2 separate regions of the Mus musculus genome follow, and region 2 is linked to region 1. The links are chromatin loops, found by intact Hi-C in ENCODE. Cell type or tissue: left cerebral cortex. All regions are shown on one strand. Region 1 overlaps Glis3 (GLIS family zinc finger 3). Region 2 overlaps Glis3 (GLIS family zinc finger 3).

Region 1 (8,000 bases):
ATCCTATGTAGCTACCCAAACACAATTTTTAAAAGGAAAGGAAAGTGGGGTCAAGCAGCCAATGAGAACATAATCTAACTGGAAGCCAGGCGATAAAAATGTGTGACTGTTTAATTCGAGTCATGCTGTGAGCATGTCACCGAGGTGAGGGACATCCGAGGACCTAAGGATGAGGATGGGTGAAAAGGCTTGAAGGTCATGTTCTTCAACCACTGTCATAATTAGAGTTCCTACTGCTATGAAAACTCAACCGGATCAAAAGCAACTTAGGGACGAGAGGGTTTGTTTCAGGCCAGAACTCTCAGGTCATGCCCTATCACTGAGGCAAGTCAGGGCAGGAAGTCAGTGTAAGAACTGAAACAGAGAACGTGGAGGAATGTTACCTGCTTGCTCCCCACTGATTGCTTAACCAATGTTCTAATACAGCCCAGGACACCTGCATCTACCATTAATCAGAACAACAGTGTACAGAATTGCCCACGGGCCAGTCTTATGGAGGCATCTTTACAATTAAGGTTTCCTCCTCCTAAAGAGGTTTGTGTCAAGTTGACAAAACCCAACCAACTACCAAATGCCTATCCCTTTATGTACATTAAGTATTTAACCCAGTAAGTACTGTCATCTCTATGTTGTGGATAAAAATACTCAAGTATACGACTCTTTTTGTTTTCTTTTAAGTACATGGTTCTTAAAGACTTACCCAAGTTTATTTAGTAGTTAATTCTTTGTCACCATGATACAAACTGACACTACATAAAAAGAGGAAAACTTCAGTTGAGAAACTGCCTTCACCACATTGGCCAGTAGGCATGCCTTTGTGGGGTAGGGTGTGCATGCATGTGAGTGTGCATGCGTTTGTCTGATTGACTGATTGACTGATTGATTGATTGATTGATTGATGTTGCAGGTCCCAGTCAAGTGCGGGCAGTACCACTCCTAGGCACTCAGTCCTGGGTGATGTAGGAAAGGTAGCTGAGCAAGCCAAGGAAAGCAAGCTTGTAAGCACCGTCTGTGCTGAGTTCCTGCCTCCGGCTTGAGTGAGTTCATGCTCTGTTTTCCTTTGATGATGGACTATGATGCAGAAGTATAAACCAAATAAACCCTTTCTACCCTAAGTTGCTTTTGTTCAAAATATTTTTTCAGAGAGTAAAAAAACCAAACTGGAACATCAGTGTGAGAGAGCTGGGATGTAACATGTTTCTAGAATGACCATGTTCTTTCCCTAAAAACCAGTATTTCCAGGTACATAAGTGTTGATGAGTTAGTAAGGAATGATGACACAAGCTGAAAATCAGAGTAGAGAGACAGTCAAACAGTCAAATCAAAAACCCATGAAAAGTACTGTGACAAGGTGACAAATGTTTCTTGAAGTCCATTTGGACTGAGATGTCCAGAAAACAGCAGCTCTTAACCAAAGCCCAATATCTCCCAGGCAAATACAATTTTTTGTTGTTGAAAGAAAATTAACACAGGGCTGAATGTTTCTAAGAACAATCCTGAAGGTCATGAGTTCAACCCATCTTCTAGAAGAAAAAGATAAACAAGAGAACCCCCCCCCCAAAAAAATGAAAGGGTACACACAAATCCACTGCAAGCCATGGCATTTCTTCCAGCCGTGATTGGACTCGGTAGGTGCTGCCCTGTGTCCAGGGGCTCCTAAAAGAGGAAGGGCACCCAGAACGAGAATGAGCAAAACACCTTCGCTTCCCTCTTTATGAGTTGACCATAATAAAGTCCAGACTACCTTCAATGAGCTTTTGATAGTGTGAGCCCAGCTTTCTCGGTCCCTGTACGAGGCTAATGATAAGCGAAGTCCAAGAATCTCTCTGGGACCTCTTCCTGATTCAAGGTCCTATTCCTTACCTCAGCACTACCTACATCTTTATCTCTAGACACTGTCTTTTCAATTCTTTGTCACAATAAGAGCTGGACTCTACTAGGAGGGCAATTAAGTAATTATGTTATTTATACTCCACAAGATAGTGAAAGCCAAAATTCTACTAAAAGTTCATCAAGAATTTAAGAAAAACCCTAAAGAAACTAAAGAAATGTACATATGCAGAATATTCTTTATACTATAAAAAAATTCATTAATGACCCACACAACTCATCTTCTGACAACAAGGGCACACATGCACATAGAAGAACTCCATAAAAGATTGTGCACCTCTATGAGTACACAAGAAAGTATAGGGAGAGACGTAAGTCAGGAAGTAAGTATGGGGACTCTTGCTTTGATGGTAATGAGGGTTTAGTAGCTATGATCATTTTAAGCATCAACTTTCCATAGCCTCAAATCACCTGGCAAGATAGACCAAATGAAGAGTTATCTAGTTCGGATTAGCCTGTGAGTGTCTGCGGGGGATCCTCTTTTAATTAACTGAGGATGGAAGAACTAGCCTGAGTGTGGTTGGTACTGTTTCATAGATCAGGCCCTAAACGGTGTAGAAAGGAAGAAATCTAGCCAAGCAGAAGCAGGCAGGCCACATAGGTGCATTGCCTTATTGCTGATCTTCCCTGTATGATGTGACTGCTTACGTTGTTCCTGTCTTCATTCCCTGGCAATAATGGACTATAACTTGAAATTGTTAGCTAAATGAACTCTTTCCTGCCCTAAACTGTTTTTGTTCAGTGTGTTTTATCCAGAACCAAACCAGAGAAGACCAAGCAGAGATGTTCTTAAGGTTACTGGCTTTCCCTTGGGGGCCAATCCAGCCTTCCACACAACAAGACACCCCCCCCCCCCCGCAAGTCCAAAGGTCAATTTTCTATTGGTGGATATCTGTACATACCAGGCTGCTTCCCACTCTCCAAAGAAAGCCCACATTCCACAGCTCTTAAATTCTCTTTATCGAAACATAACTTTTAGCCCTTGGAAAGCTTGCTGTCTATAAAGCATTCAAAGAGAGGCAGGAGTGGCCGAGAGAGGCTTTGGCCTACCTGGTGATATGACTCAAAGGGGGAGGGCATGAGATCCCTGAAGAGCATTTCCTTCTGCTCAGCATGAAGCATGGAACTTACTGACTGCAAACGTCTAAGCCCAGGATGAACACTAAGCCTAGTACAGTGCTTAGTACCTGCCCTGCCCTCAGCCAGGGAAGAGGGCACACGGCTATCCGGTCAAAATGCCTCCAGTGGACATTTAAAAGTCGACCTTCCCAGGGCTCCTAAGTAAGCGATACAGAGCTAGGAGAGCTCTGTGGAGGCTCAATACCTTTAGGTCTGTCTTTGCCCTTAGCTTGACATCTTTTAACACAAGTGCAAGGACAAGCAAGGCAAGCAGGTGACACTCAGAGGGCTCTACGCTTTTCTTCTGCCTACCCAGTCTGTGAGAAACCTCAAGCTGACAGGCTTAGTATGTCTGTTGACAGAGGTGGCGGGGCATGAAAAGGACAGTCTGCTGGGGATCTAGAGACTTCAGTGACACTGGTACCACTGCAGTCTAAATCCAGAGTCATTTCAAGCTGAAATACACTTTCAGGGTGACAATACACTCCAGTAGCTACTGGTGCAGATATGACCAGATCTAGAGTCAGCAAGGAGATAGGCCTCTGAACATACCTGTGAAGGGCTATGCTGGTTAGATTAACTGATGTTTATCGTGCATTCACAGTTTTGAGTTCCTAAATGTGGATATGTTGTGACAATCTCTTTCAAACTCCTGCCATTTTGTCTTACACACACACACACACACACACACACACACACACCCGTGATGGACTATACCCTTCACCTGTGACTTAGAAGAGAGCCTTTCTCCCTTAAGTTGCATTTGTCTTGATATTTTATCCCAGCAACAGGAAGAGTAACTAAGACAGCAGTGTTTACACTTTAGATACAGGGAGAAGTGAAGTGGCTTAGTTAAGCATGGTATGGTGGCTTGTGTGTGAAGTACCTCCTACGGCTCAGGTACTTTACTCAATTCCCAGATGGTTATGAGACCTTCATGATGTGAAGTCTTGTTGAAGAATGTGGGTCACCCTGGGCTAGTCTTGAGGTTGTAAAGCCCGGCCTCACTTCCTGTCTGTTCTCTGTGTTGGGACTGGGGACACGGTTATAATCACACACACTGCAACCGCCACTGTGCTTTTGTGACATGATGAAATAAATGTATTCCATCTTAAATGGTAAACCAAGAAAAAAACACTTCCTTTGTAAATTTACTTTTGTTGAGTATTTGGTCAATCAGTGAGACGAGTAACTAACACACACGTTCGGGGCATCAGAGCGAGAATGCAGGTCTCTATCTCAGAGCCTAGAGCTCTGTCCACTGGAACGTGTGTTTTCCACAAGGAAGTAACATGTACTCCTATACCAAAGCCACAAAAACCACTCACCCATTAACCCGCTGATAATTATTTTGCTCTTACACACAAGAAAATGGACAAATCTAAAGATGAATCTCATAGAATCTAAGTCAAAACAGTGAGTCAGTTTCTCTTTTTCTTTCCCTCCAGAGCTGTTCCAGAACACCATGTGCGAGAGAAAACAACAGAATGGAAATTGCTCACACGGAGCATGAGGAGGCTGCCCACCTCCCTCGCACAGCCCGTGTGCAAAGCCAGCCCCTCAGCTGTGCTGCAGACACAAGGTGGTTCGTGTTCACTGTTTACCATGGCAGCTGAGGAGCCAGCTGGCACTGATCACTCCTCTCTTCCAACACAAACGCCACTAGGACATGTGTGACAGGCACCAGCTGCCACTCAGTATAATGGGTGGTGTCCCTGCTGGCCAGCAAGGTGCAGCCCATGGCCCATTCCCTGAGACTGAAGCTTCTGAAGAGTCTTGGCAGAGAAGAAACGGTACCAGTTTCACACTAGAATTGGTGGGCAAGGGGCAGCCACTCATTCATGTTGGCCAGGTTGTTGGGCTCACAGCTGGAGCCCAAGTGTTCTAATGTTCCCCACGGGTCTGTGTTATATTTGGCAGCGAATAGTAGTTCCAGACAGAGCAAGAAGAAGAAACAAGAGACAAAGTGTCACGTCTGGAAAACATTCCAGGAACCACCAGAGACATTGGGTTGAACATTGAAGGATCTGGCGATCTCATGAGGAGCCTCCCATCCCTCCACCCTGGCCTGGTCCACCTGCATTCGCTACAAATGCAGACTTTGAAGAAGGACAAGGAGGATTCAGGCCACACTTGCCCTGCTCAGAGGAAACATAGGAGGCCTTTAGATATTAGACACCAAATAGGACAAGAAGTCTTCTCTATTCCCATCCTCCCTCTTCTAGTCCTCTCATCAAACTACAGGGTCAGGAAGCTCTACTTCTGACGTGCTGGGATCTTGGGTCAGATCATACTTTATCTAGGAAGCTTCCTCTGGGTCGTATGTGTTTGGTATCACTCCTGTTATATACCATTAGGCTCTCCTAGTACAGCATCTCTCCTCCTCTTACATGAATCAGACTTCCCTCTGTAGAAGGCATTCCAGAAATCTGAGGTGACAAAATAAGACTCATCCTCAGTCAGGAACACTGGTGTAGCAGTCAAGGACACAGGCTTTGATCTCCAGACTGGCTGGACTTGTAATCCCATCTTGGCCACGTACATGTGAAAGTGGGCCAACATATTTGGATTTTGTTATTCAGTGTCATTGAGTATCAAACAGGAGTACATAAGCCATCTTATAGAGCTGCTATTGCCAGTCCCTTTGTGCTCTTCTATGCCAACATGCCAACAGTCTTAGTTATTTGTCTATTGTGATGAAACACCATGACAAAGGCAACCTTTAAAGGGAAGCACTTCATTGGGGCTTGGTTACAGTTTCCAAGGGTGAGCTCTTCATCTTCACCATCATAGAGAGGGGAGTGTAGAGACAGAGAGAGAAAGAGGGGGCAAAGACAGATAGAGACATACATATACACCCAAAGAGACATATACACAGACATACAGACATATATAGACACACATACATACACACACACCCACACACAGGGAGAGAGAGGGAGAGAGAGAGAGAGAGAGAGAGAGAGAGAGAGAGAGAGAACGCCTGACATGGGTTTTTGAAACCCCAAAGCACACATCCAGTGATACCTGCTCCATCAAGCCCACACTTACAAATAGTTTCACTAATAGTTTCACTGGTGACCACACATTGAAACATATAAGTCTATAAAAGAGCCAATCTCATTCAAACATCTACATCCCCCAAGCAGTGTCTGGCCACCATAAGCATTTCTCTTCCACAAAGAAACCCATAAAAACTCCACTCTCTGGCTCTCTTACTCGAAAGGTTCCAGGCTAATCTAACTCCAAAAGGAATGTGGGCATTCCCTGGAACATAGAGGAGACGGAAAAGCCATGGTCTCCTCCAGTACCAGCAGGCAGGTCCTGGGGGAAATGCAGATGTTAACTTGTTCAGATTCTGAACTCTTCCCGGCAAGTTGTCCGTTTTTGTGATACAAATGGTTGAGGTCATGAACGATTGTGCCATTTGCTTCCCACAGCATCTTCAGAAAGAGACGTTCCCTTATCCTTCCCTCAAAATGGTTCTATACGATGTAATATCAAGTTCTTTCATGTTTCAAATTTCTGCAGTGGCTCCTATTTTCCAGATCAAACTCTGACTTAAGGACACATTAGATTGATGAAACTACTAAAATTTTGCCATTAGTAACTATTTCTGAGAGTAGTAAAATATCACTTTGTATGTACAAGGTGGAATGTATGATTCTAAAAAAACCCTGCAGTTGTAAAGCAGGCACGTATTCTCCAGAGGGTGAGTGTACTGAAGGAAGAAGGCTGCCTAAGCTAGCTCATTCTTTCTTGCACTTTCCCTACACCCAGAGAAGTCTGAACCTTTGAAAAGGTTCATTACAAATCTTACATTATAAAAGCAAGATATTCTCTCTCTTTCTCTTTCTCTCTCTGTGTGTGTGTGTGTGTGTGTGTGTGTGTGTGTGTCTGTGTGTGTTGTATATGTCAAATACATAAAGTACCACACCACAAGTGTAAAGAAAATGTCTTCAGACCAGAGCGAAGGAAGAAGGCCACTGCTGATGATTGCTGCTACAGGATCTGGTTATTTGAGAGTACTCAGCCAAGCCCCAGGCAAATAAAGGAGTCAAAAAGGACGAAGTCTCTGACCCCTAGGTGCTCATAGATAAATAACAAATGAAAACTGAAACAATAGTCCAGAAAGCAAAACCAAGAGTGTGGTTTATCTTGGTGGCAAAAACATGGCATCCAGTGAGCATATCGGTGTCTTTGGTCTCACGGGAAAGGCCTTTGGAAACATGCCGTGCCATGACCCTAACTGATGCATGAACAGAAAAGCAGACCTTTTACGAAAAGTTTAGACAAAAATTCGTCCAAAAATGGAGAGACCCCCCAAGCCCCAACATTCTGCTTGCCTAGTGAGTCTGTGGCATGGCTAGGCCCACTGATCTTACAGACTAGGGAGAAATTCTCCCCGGATGGTATTTATTTCTTAATTGATTTAGTTAATGGCTTTTCTCTAGTCAGCCACGTTCTCTTGCCTCATTTTCATTTGCTGTGACTTTCTTGAAGCTTTGGATATTTGGGGGAAGGTGGGCTCATCTGTTTCTGACTTTTGTTTTGACATACCCATGGAGAGATTGGACTCTCCAGCACAGCTTTCTAAAGTCAATTTTTTTTTAATGGCTGAGAATTCTCATTAAAAATAATTACTTTTGGCAGAAGTCAGGAAGGTGACAAGAGAGAGGGGAGAATTGGAGGAACTGGTATTTTTTTGTTTTCTTGTTGTTTTGTTTTTTAATTTCTTCCATTTGTACAAAATCTTCCTGTAAAACAAACACTGTGTAGGGAATGAAAAAAAGTGTAAAAGTGTATAAGAAAACCCTTCCCACCTTTCTATGTGTCATGTAAAACAATTCCATGAATATAGGAGCGAAGCCGCTGCCCTCTTCCCACTTCAGACATACGCACTCAGCTACAAACACCGTTAGGTACAGGAAGCATTTTTCACACTGATGTATCTGTACCAGAAACCAAAAGCCTGATAGTACAGAGAGTTC
Region 2 (8,000 bases), 66 kb after region 1:
GGGTGAGATTTTCTCACCACCTATTTAGTGAAGGGCCTCACATCAATGGTGTTCCAGGCTGTTTCAAGATCCTCCCATTCTGTCCCTCTGCCTTTGGGACCCTGTTAAATGTCCAAGCCAGCAACGACATGTACCCTCAAGTGCACGCTTGGAAAAGCCCACCCTGTGTAACCAGAAAACTATAATTAAAATGTTAGCCTCAGCTTGCAGAAATAGCACGCTTGTGCTCTTCCAAAAGACCTAAGTTCTATCCCCAGTACCCACATCGGACACTTCATAACTGCCTCTCATTCCAGTTCCATGGGATCAAATGCCCTCTTCTGGCCTCCATGGGCACCTGTATTTGTATGTCATCACTCACAAAGATGCTTACATAGAGACACATAAGCACAATTTTTACAGAAATTCAAAATCAGGAAGAACTTCATTTTTTCTTTTGAAAGAAATAATAATAATAGTAATTATAATAAAGCACTTCAAAATGCTTCATAAATACTCAAAGCTCCCATCCCATCAGAGAAATTCAATGAAATATGGCTGGAAACAAAAAGAAAGTGAGGACAGAATACTCTTTTGAAAGAACGCAGAAAGGAAGGTACTGAAAGCTATTTTACAAAGAGAAGACACTGAACACTCTCCTGAAAGACAGAAGACACCCATAAGCATTTAGGAAATCTACGGATTATCCATTTGGACAATACTATCAAAGAACTGTCTTCAGGATTCTGCCTGCTTGCGAATCCCAGTCAGTGTGCCTATACTGGGCCATTGTAAGGCTTGGCCTTGTGGTTGGAGTAGAACGGTGTTGGTACAATTGTAAATCATTCCTCCATCCATGTGCTGGATGCTTCATGTGTTATCATATCCCTCTTCTTTGTCCCCAGGGGGAGTATTCCCTGAGCACCAGAGTTCTGTGTCAGACGCTGTTCTGAGCAGTTAGACACAGGTAGAAACCAGGATCTAGTATTGAAAGTGTTCGACTTAGCATTAAAATACACAGGGAACAAAGTCATTCTAAAGGGAAGCAAGCTCGCCTGCTCACTCTTAGCCATCAGCATGACCTACCCGAAATGTTGATACTTTGTTTTTCATGGGCTTTCAGTCCATACTGGTGACTTCAAATGTTACATTAAAATACTATTTACCTTAGTGACTGAACCTTTAAGCACCCTGTTCCTGGACCTGACCCTGACTGGTAAGTGGTTGGAGTCTGTCAGAGTTGCCAAATGGAAGAAGTCTAAAGACATTAAGGTTGTGTAACAGATATCAAGACTGAGAAGAGGTGAAGGGACAAACAGCGGCTTTTTCAACAGAAAAAAAAAAGCCTCTGAGGCTGTTTTTAATGATTCATTAATACAAGCTCTACCGTCCATTCACCCCTGAAGAAAAACACCATCCAAAATGGCTCCTGCTAGCCACTGTCCTCCACGGTGTCAGTTTTCTGAGGCACAGATTTTCTACACTGGCTGGCTGGCCTTTTTCCATGTAAGTTACAGTCTGCTCCACAATTTTAGGGACCATGAACTGTGTGCTTAGCTCTTTGTGGATTAACCAGCAAGCACCCTATGTAATGCAGGACAGTTGCTAAGATCCCAGCGTTGAGACCCAGAACACCACGGGCAGATAGACCTGGCGCAAAGACACTGCACTTAAATATTAAGCATCTGTTTCCTCTCTCCCTGACCCATTCAACCCCAGCTGCCCTGTTGAACAGACAACTAACTATCAGCGGAGTGGGGCAGGGGTGGGGCACAGTCAGCCAGGTGTGTAATCAATGAGACTACATTTCCCATCTGCCTTTGCACCTATCTTTGGCTGAATGCCTGAGTTCTGGGCAAAGGGCTTGGAGCAAAGGGGCTTATTTGTGGGAGAACACTAGAAACAAACTAGTATTGCATTGTGATTGTGTTTAGCCGTTGCATAAGAAGCAGTAGGTTGATCCTGTGGTAGCAACACACCTGTTGTGACAAAGACACTTTCCCAAGTAGACCAGCAATCTTGCTGTCCCTGATGGATCTCTAAATCAACAGCAGCAAGCTACATGATTTCCCACTTGGGGCTCTTATGTATGAGTGTCTCTACCGCAGATACCAACAAAATAACTGATAACGAATAGCTCTTCTCTTAAACTCTCAACTTGAAAATGAAGGCACAATATTCCTAGAAACTGCCGTTAATTATGATCAGCAAATAGAATGATTCACACGTCTTCAGTGCTACTTCATGTGCATAATCAGCTAATAATCTAAACATCAACAAGAACCCAAAGACAGAGGACGCCTCGGAACGGGAGCTCCAGATGCGTACTCGAGTTTTCCTCCGGAAGATTTTTCTAATACATGCTGGTGTCTGAGGATATGTTTGTGCTCCGTGCACATCACAGTTGACATCCTGTCAAAACCAAGGGAAATAATTGCATCCCTGAGTAAGGGTATCATGCAGGCAGCAGTTTCAACGTGGTACGGCTTATCCGTGCCGATTTACTAACATCTCACTGTATACAGCCATGTGTGCTAGGAAGAAAACTTCTAGGTTCCTACCAAGATTCGGGCATAAAAACAAAATCGGTTACATCCCCAGTTCCACAGCCAGGAGAACAAAGGCAAAGGCATGAGGTGCAAACCTGCGCTTCTTCCCCTTAGAAATAAACGTTTAAAGAAATCAAAATCCTAAACGCTACATCTTTTTTTTTTTTTTTTGAGGTGGGGTGGGCAAGACATACGCCAGTTTGCTCAAGTCTTGAGGGAGAAGGAAAACAACCTATCTTATGAGATTATTAAGCTAACACTTCAGCAAGCCGCGGGCATGCTACTCATTTATTATACAAAACTGAGATCTCTGACAGTCCATAATTATGTGCTGCGAACTCTAATGAATAACTCGGCATCAGAAGGACTCACGAACTTTGATCAGTGTCCCGAGAGGCAGTGGGTCAAGATGAACCTTGAAATCTGATTAGCATCACCCATCCCTGTCCTGCATTCCAAAAAGACTATTTTTTGCCGCTCCTGACTCTTCACTTGGCTATTTCAAAGCATAATTCTGTCAGACATCTGAGAGCAATTAAAACAATATTAGTATTCACTTTCGAAACAGACTGAGGATGGAATATGCATGATTTCCTTCTTGTTTCACAACACCTCATTTGGCTCCTAAGCCCATGGTCATATTTTTAAAAAAAGTCCCATTTTAGAACCAGTACTGTATCCGATGAGTTATGGGCTGTAATTTGTAACTCATCCTCTGCAAAATGCCTATGTTTTCCTATAAAACACCAAGGTCTCAAGTAATGCTGTGTATAAGCTGAGTTATCTATATACCTTTTCCTCTGTTGCCCATTATTTTAAGACATAGGATTCAGAGTAAACTCTGATTTAATTGAAAATGGATCATTCAGAAAGGAATAGAACCATGATAGAACCATGCGCTTTTGATTCAAGGCATGCATGTGTGTGTGCATGCATGTTTTCTGTGTGTAAAACACATGTTCGTAGTTCTAAATGTCATTAAGCAGCAATGGCAAAAACGTGCCATTGCTGCAGTCCTTGCTGCACTCAAGGCAGACATTACTAAGCGATACTCTACTATTAACCAAGGCTAATATCTACAATCCTGTCATATGCCTTCAGCTGCTACAGGAAACATGGGTTTAAAATCATTTCAGAAACCCTATGTCCAGCCCTGAGTTTGACTTAGTATTAATGAATGTTTGAAATAGGTAAAGATATTAGGGTTCATGTTGTTCAACTGAAGTAAGGAAACTGAGAAATGACAGCATCCACACGATTTTTAAAGGCCACACAGACAAACGCCAGGATTTCTTTCTTTGAAATCTACATTCATTTTTCTTGGTATGATTTGTGTCACTGAAGATACATGCAAGGTTTAAGGGAAAAGGAGCTCAGAGAATTAGCTGGTGTGTTTTACAAGCCAACTCACCCCCAAACAAATGCTAAAAGGGGGGAAAAGAGCCATAAAACTCACTCCCTGTGAACTTGTGCAAGGTCAGTGTGAAGGTCACAGGATCTTGCCACACGCACCATTTTGTTTTATCAACACTGTCTGATTTCACTTGCTGATTCATGCAGTAACCACAGCGCGCGCGCGCACACACACACACACACACAGACACACACACACACACACACACACACACACACACACACACACACACAGACAGAGAGAGACAGAGACAGAGAGAAACCCTTTCTAGGGGATGACGGTGCCCATATCTGACCACTCTAGATTTGTTTCTGCTGCAGGAGATCTCCCGGCTCCCCCGAGGCTCACAGAGGATCATTCTGAGCCAGACATCCAGGGTTCGGGGTCCAGTTACTATGTACACGTACAAAATACAATGGTCCCTCCAGTAGGTTGAGCTTAATAAAACGTGAGTGCTTTTAGTCATTAGCATTAAGATAGACAGAGAGACAGAGTGGGGACATATTCCAGTAGTAAAGCATTTGCCTTATATATGGAAAGTCCCCATCATCACAAGAACAAACACCCACAGAACAATCCAAAGTTGTTTAAGAAGAAAGAAAAATCAACTACAAAGTCTTCCAAACCCAGCAGCTCATCACATACACACACTAGAGAGAGAGAGAGACCTTTCTAGACTCCCCTGAAATTTCAAGCTCTCCTAGATATTTTTTCTCTAACTTGAAGAACCCTTAATAGAAATTGGGAGGGGGGTGGAAAGGTAGGGCCAACTGCTAGTGCTCTGATACAGAAGCCTCCAGCAGGTTCTCGGTGGCAGAGGAAAAGAGCCACAGGAAAGGACTTCACCCAAGCAGACGAGGAGGAGCAGCTGGGGAGGAGGTGGAAGTGGGTGACAGAGATAGGGAGCCAGAAACAGAGCTGTGAGGAAGAAGGGGAAAAAAAGGCTGAGCATCGAAGGGTGGTGGTTAAAATAACTCATGGTAACAGAGTGCTCTTTGTTAGCATACACTGCTCTTTGTTATCACACATTACGGAACGTTATAAACAACAGAAGCCGTACGGCGAAGCTGTACAGCAAGCTCTGAGCGCCGGTGACCTAACAAGCTCTCTGGCTCCTTCCTCCTGCACAGCCACGCTGTTTACAGAACACCACGGTAGGACTGTGGCTGCTAACTGGTACATCCCTGTCCACTCAGAGCAACGGTCCGTGATGCTTGGCACCATGTCCTCTACAGAAGCCTTCTCCATTCCTCCTACCCATGTTAACATCAGAGGAGGCAGGCAGGCCTGGGCCCATCTGTGATGGGGAGCATCACATTCTATAAGCAAAGAGATGCAAACCTTTATGGAACCTAGTTCTGAGGAAGTCCAAGGAAAATGATATGGGGTGGATTTATATTCAACAGAAATGAGAGGACAGCTTGCTAGGGAAGGCAGGGGACAGACCATGTTCCGTGGCAGAATGTCCCTGGAGGTGGCTCCACCGAGCTTTCCCATCTCCCTACCTTGACTCCTCCTTTCAGGCTTCAGACTATCAGCATCCTCTTGCCTCCTGGGGCCTATTCAGCATCACACTAATCAGCAACCCAGGGGTGAATTCACCAAACAGGTAACTTGAAGAGAGGTCTCACCAACTCTCTTTCTTTTCACTATCTGCCTCAGAGCCAAGAGTGAGAGTCGGTGTTCCCCGACTTTCCTTGGGACTCCACTCTGCCATTAACTTCCTGCCAAAGTCTTTTCTCCATAGAAATCAAGGCTACTTCTCAAGCCTAACGTCAACAAACTAACACCACGGTAGCTACCCAGCTACAGAAGTGCTCAGCCACGGAGGAGGAGGCACTCCCGTGTTCAGTTCTGGCCACACTCACAAGTTCACTTGACTCCTGTCATTCCGGTACTCTGGAATCACTTCGGCATTCTGATGGCTTTGAAACTGACCAGTTTAACTGCTGACTTCTCTGTCATGTTCTCGTATCACTTCCTAGGCTTCAGTTTGGGAATACTCTGTTCCTCTGGACTGCCGGCTCTTTCAGCAGTAGAGCGTTTGTCTAAACTCAGCTGTCCCTGCTCAGCAGGTCCACAATACCTGAGGTGGAGGGTGTCTTCATCTTCAGAGCCTGCCCATTGCCTTCGTATGCTCACTCAGGCTTGCCTGCTTCTACTGCACGCAGCCCTTTCTGTACCCTGGCCAGCTGCTAAAATAGCAGCTGTCCTAGACGATGGCAGCTTCTCTGTCCCAGCCTTCACGTGGCGTTAAGAACTTTCCTTCCCTGAGACAACTGCACTATGTGCCCCTACTATGTCTGTATTACATCATCTACTTCCCTCCACCCTTTTTTATGGCATCTAACCTTTATAGGATCATAAGATTACTGTCTCTAAATGTGTGCCTGCATCTCTAGACATTTATCCATCACTGAATAGATCCTATTCAAGCATACATTTTCTTTTTTGTCAAGTTTACTTATTTGTTGTATGTATATGAGTACACTGTAGCTGTACAGATGGTTGTGAGCCATCATGTGGTTGCTGGGAACTGAACTCAGGACCTCTGCTCGCTCCGACCCCCCTCACTCCAGCCCAAAGTTTTATTTATTATTATGTGTAAGTACACTGTAGCTATCTTCAGACACACCAGAAGAGGGCATCAGGTCTCATTACGGATGGTTGTGAGCCACCATGTGGTTGCTGGGATTTGAACTCAGGACCTTTGGAAAAGAAGTCAGTGCTCTTAACCACTGAGCCTTCTCTCCAGTCCCTTCAAACATGCATTTCCCACTCTCTATCTGAGTACAGAGCTCTTTGAGCCCAGGACTCACCCTGCCTCTATCCTTGGTCTTGTTAAAGAAGCTTCACAATGGGCCAAGCCTCAGCTACACTCTCTGTGCTGTGCCTCCAACTGCATACAGGACAGCAGTCCGCCCCTCCCTCCCGAGTTACCAAAGCAAACTTCCCTAATCCCCACTGTCTCAGGGAACAGGTAATACTAACTTTCATATTGTACTGGGAGTTCTCCAAGGTCAAGATTCCACTGTGGGCACAAATCACCAGAATCTAACATGGCACAAATGCAGAATGCCTTTCTCATTGAATTAAACTGAAATTGGTGAAATTGCAAAAAGATCTTTTAGAATTAAATCCTTAGTAATCAACTAGATGAAGGGAGTTCTCGGCAAGTGAATGTCTTATTTTCAATGCACATCTTTTTGTGGGGTTGTGGATTTCTTTCCCCACGTGTCCTGTTGAGTGAAAAAAGGAGAGGGCTGGGCAGTTTGTGCCTGGATTTGAGGGATCGTGAACTCTGCACCATCCCTGCATAAAGCTATCTCCTTTTGATCTCAACCCCCACAAAACGTTACAGACTAACCAACCGTGGACTATCTGGGAGGAGTCTCACACTGGGTCACGTCTCCCTCCATCAGGGATCCCAGCTCATCCCCATGGCCTCCACAAACTGACAGCCATCTCCTGCCATTTAACAGATGTGGTTTTCCTAAGAAATGGCAGCATTTAAAATGAGGAAAATCCACAATTATATTTATTTGAAGCCAATAAACCAAGTTGATGAAGAAATCTAAAATACTAATAGGTAAAAAAGATAACTAGATTTACCGTGGCTCCACTGAATGCCGAGGCAGTCTTTTTCTCTCTTATTTAGAATATGGATAAATATATTTTTTTTTACTTCCCAACTTACATTAGCAAAACATAGTTTGAGTGAAATCTCTGAATATATGTGCATCTGAAATGCATGCAGGGCCACGACTGCCTGACCAAAAAGTTTCTGAGGTGAAACACAAAATGGAAAATGGATTCTGAAAGGCCAGCCTTTCGTGGGAAAATAATCAACAATTTCCTGGCAGACTGAAAGTCCAGTTTCTCTGGACCATTAAGTAGCCTGTCTGAAAGGCCTTGCTTCAGAGAAGAGCAAACAGGGCAGGGTGTAGGTTTAAAATCTATTCGTATAAACAGGGACATTAAAGCTGGACAACTGGACATTACAGATGGCACAGTGACCACAGCAGAGAGGCTGAGGATTGCTGTTGAGTACGGGGACA

What was found. Hi-C counts contacts between places; a loop is a spot of excess contacts. Peaks named below come from ENCODE experiments on the same cell type or tissue, not always from the same donor. Only the 100,000 strongest peaks of a DNase experiment are listed, where the experiment ranks them.
Region 2: a loop joins it to region 1, with 4 times the contacts of the local background. A loop is called at or near these places in 4 of 42 quality-filtered maps.

Annotation. Positions count from the first base shown.
Region 1 is chr19:28,432,032-28,440,031 of GRCm38, forward strand. The region is part of intron 4 of Glis3 (GLIS family zinc finger 3); the gene reads right to left. Among named protein-coding and RNA genes, the nearest start is that of Gm35866, 72 kb to the left of the region's middle. In left cerebral cortex, no CTCF peak of the experiment used is centred here; a DNase peak (open chromatin) is centred at 4,575.
Region 2 is chr19:28,498,267-28,506,266 of GRCm38, forward strand. All of the region lies in intron 4 of Glis3 (GLIS family zinc finger 3), which reads right to left. Among named protein-coding and RNA genes, the nearest start is that of Gm35866, 140 kb to the left of the region's middle. In left cerebral cortex, no CTCF peak of the experiment used is centred here; DNase peaks (open chromatin) are centred at 4,527 and 4,859; H3K27ac peaks cover 244 bases.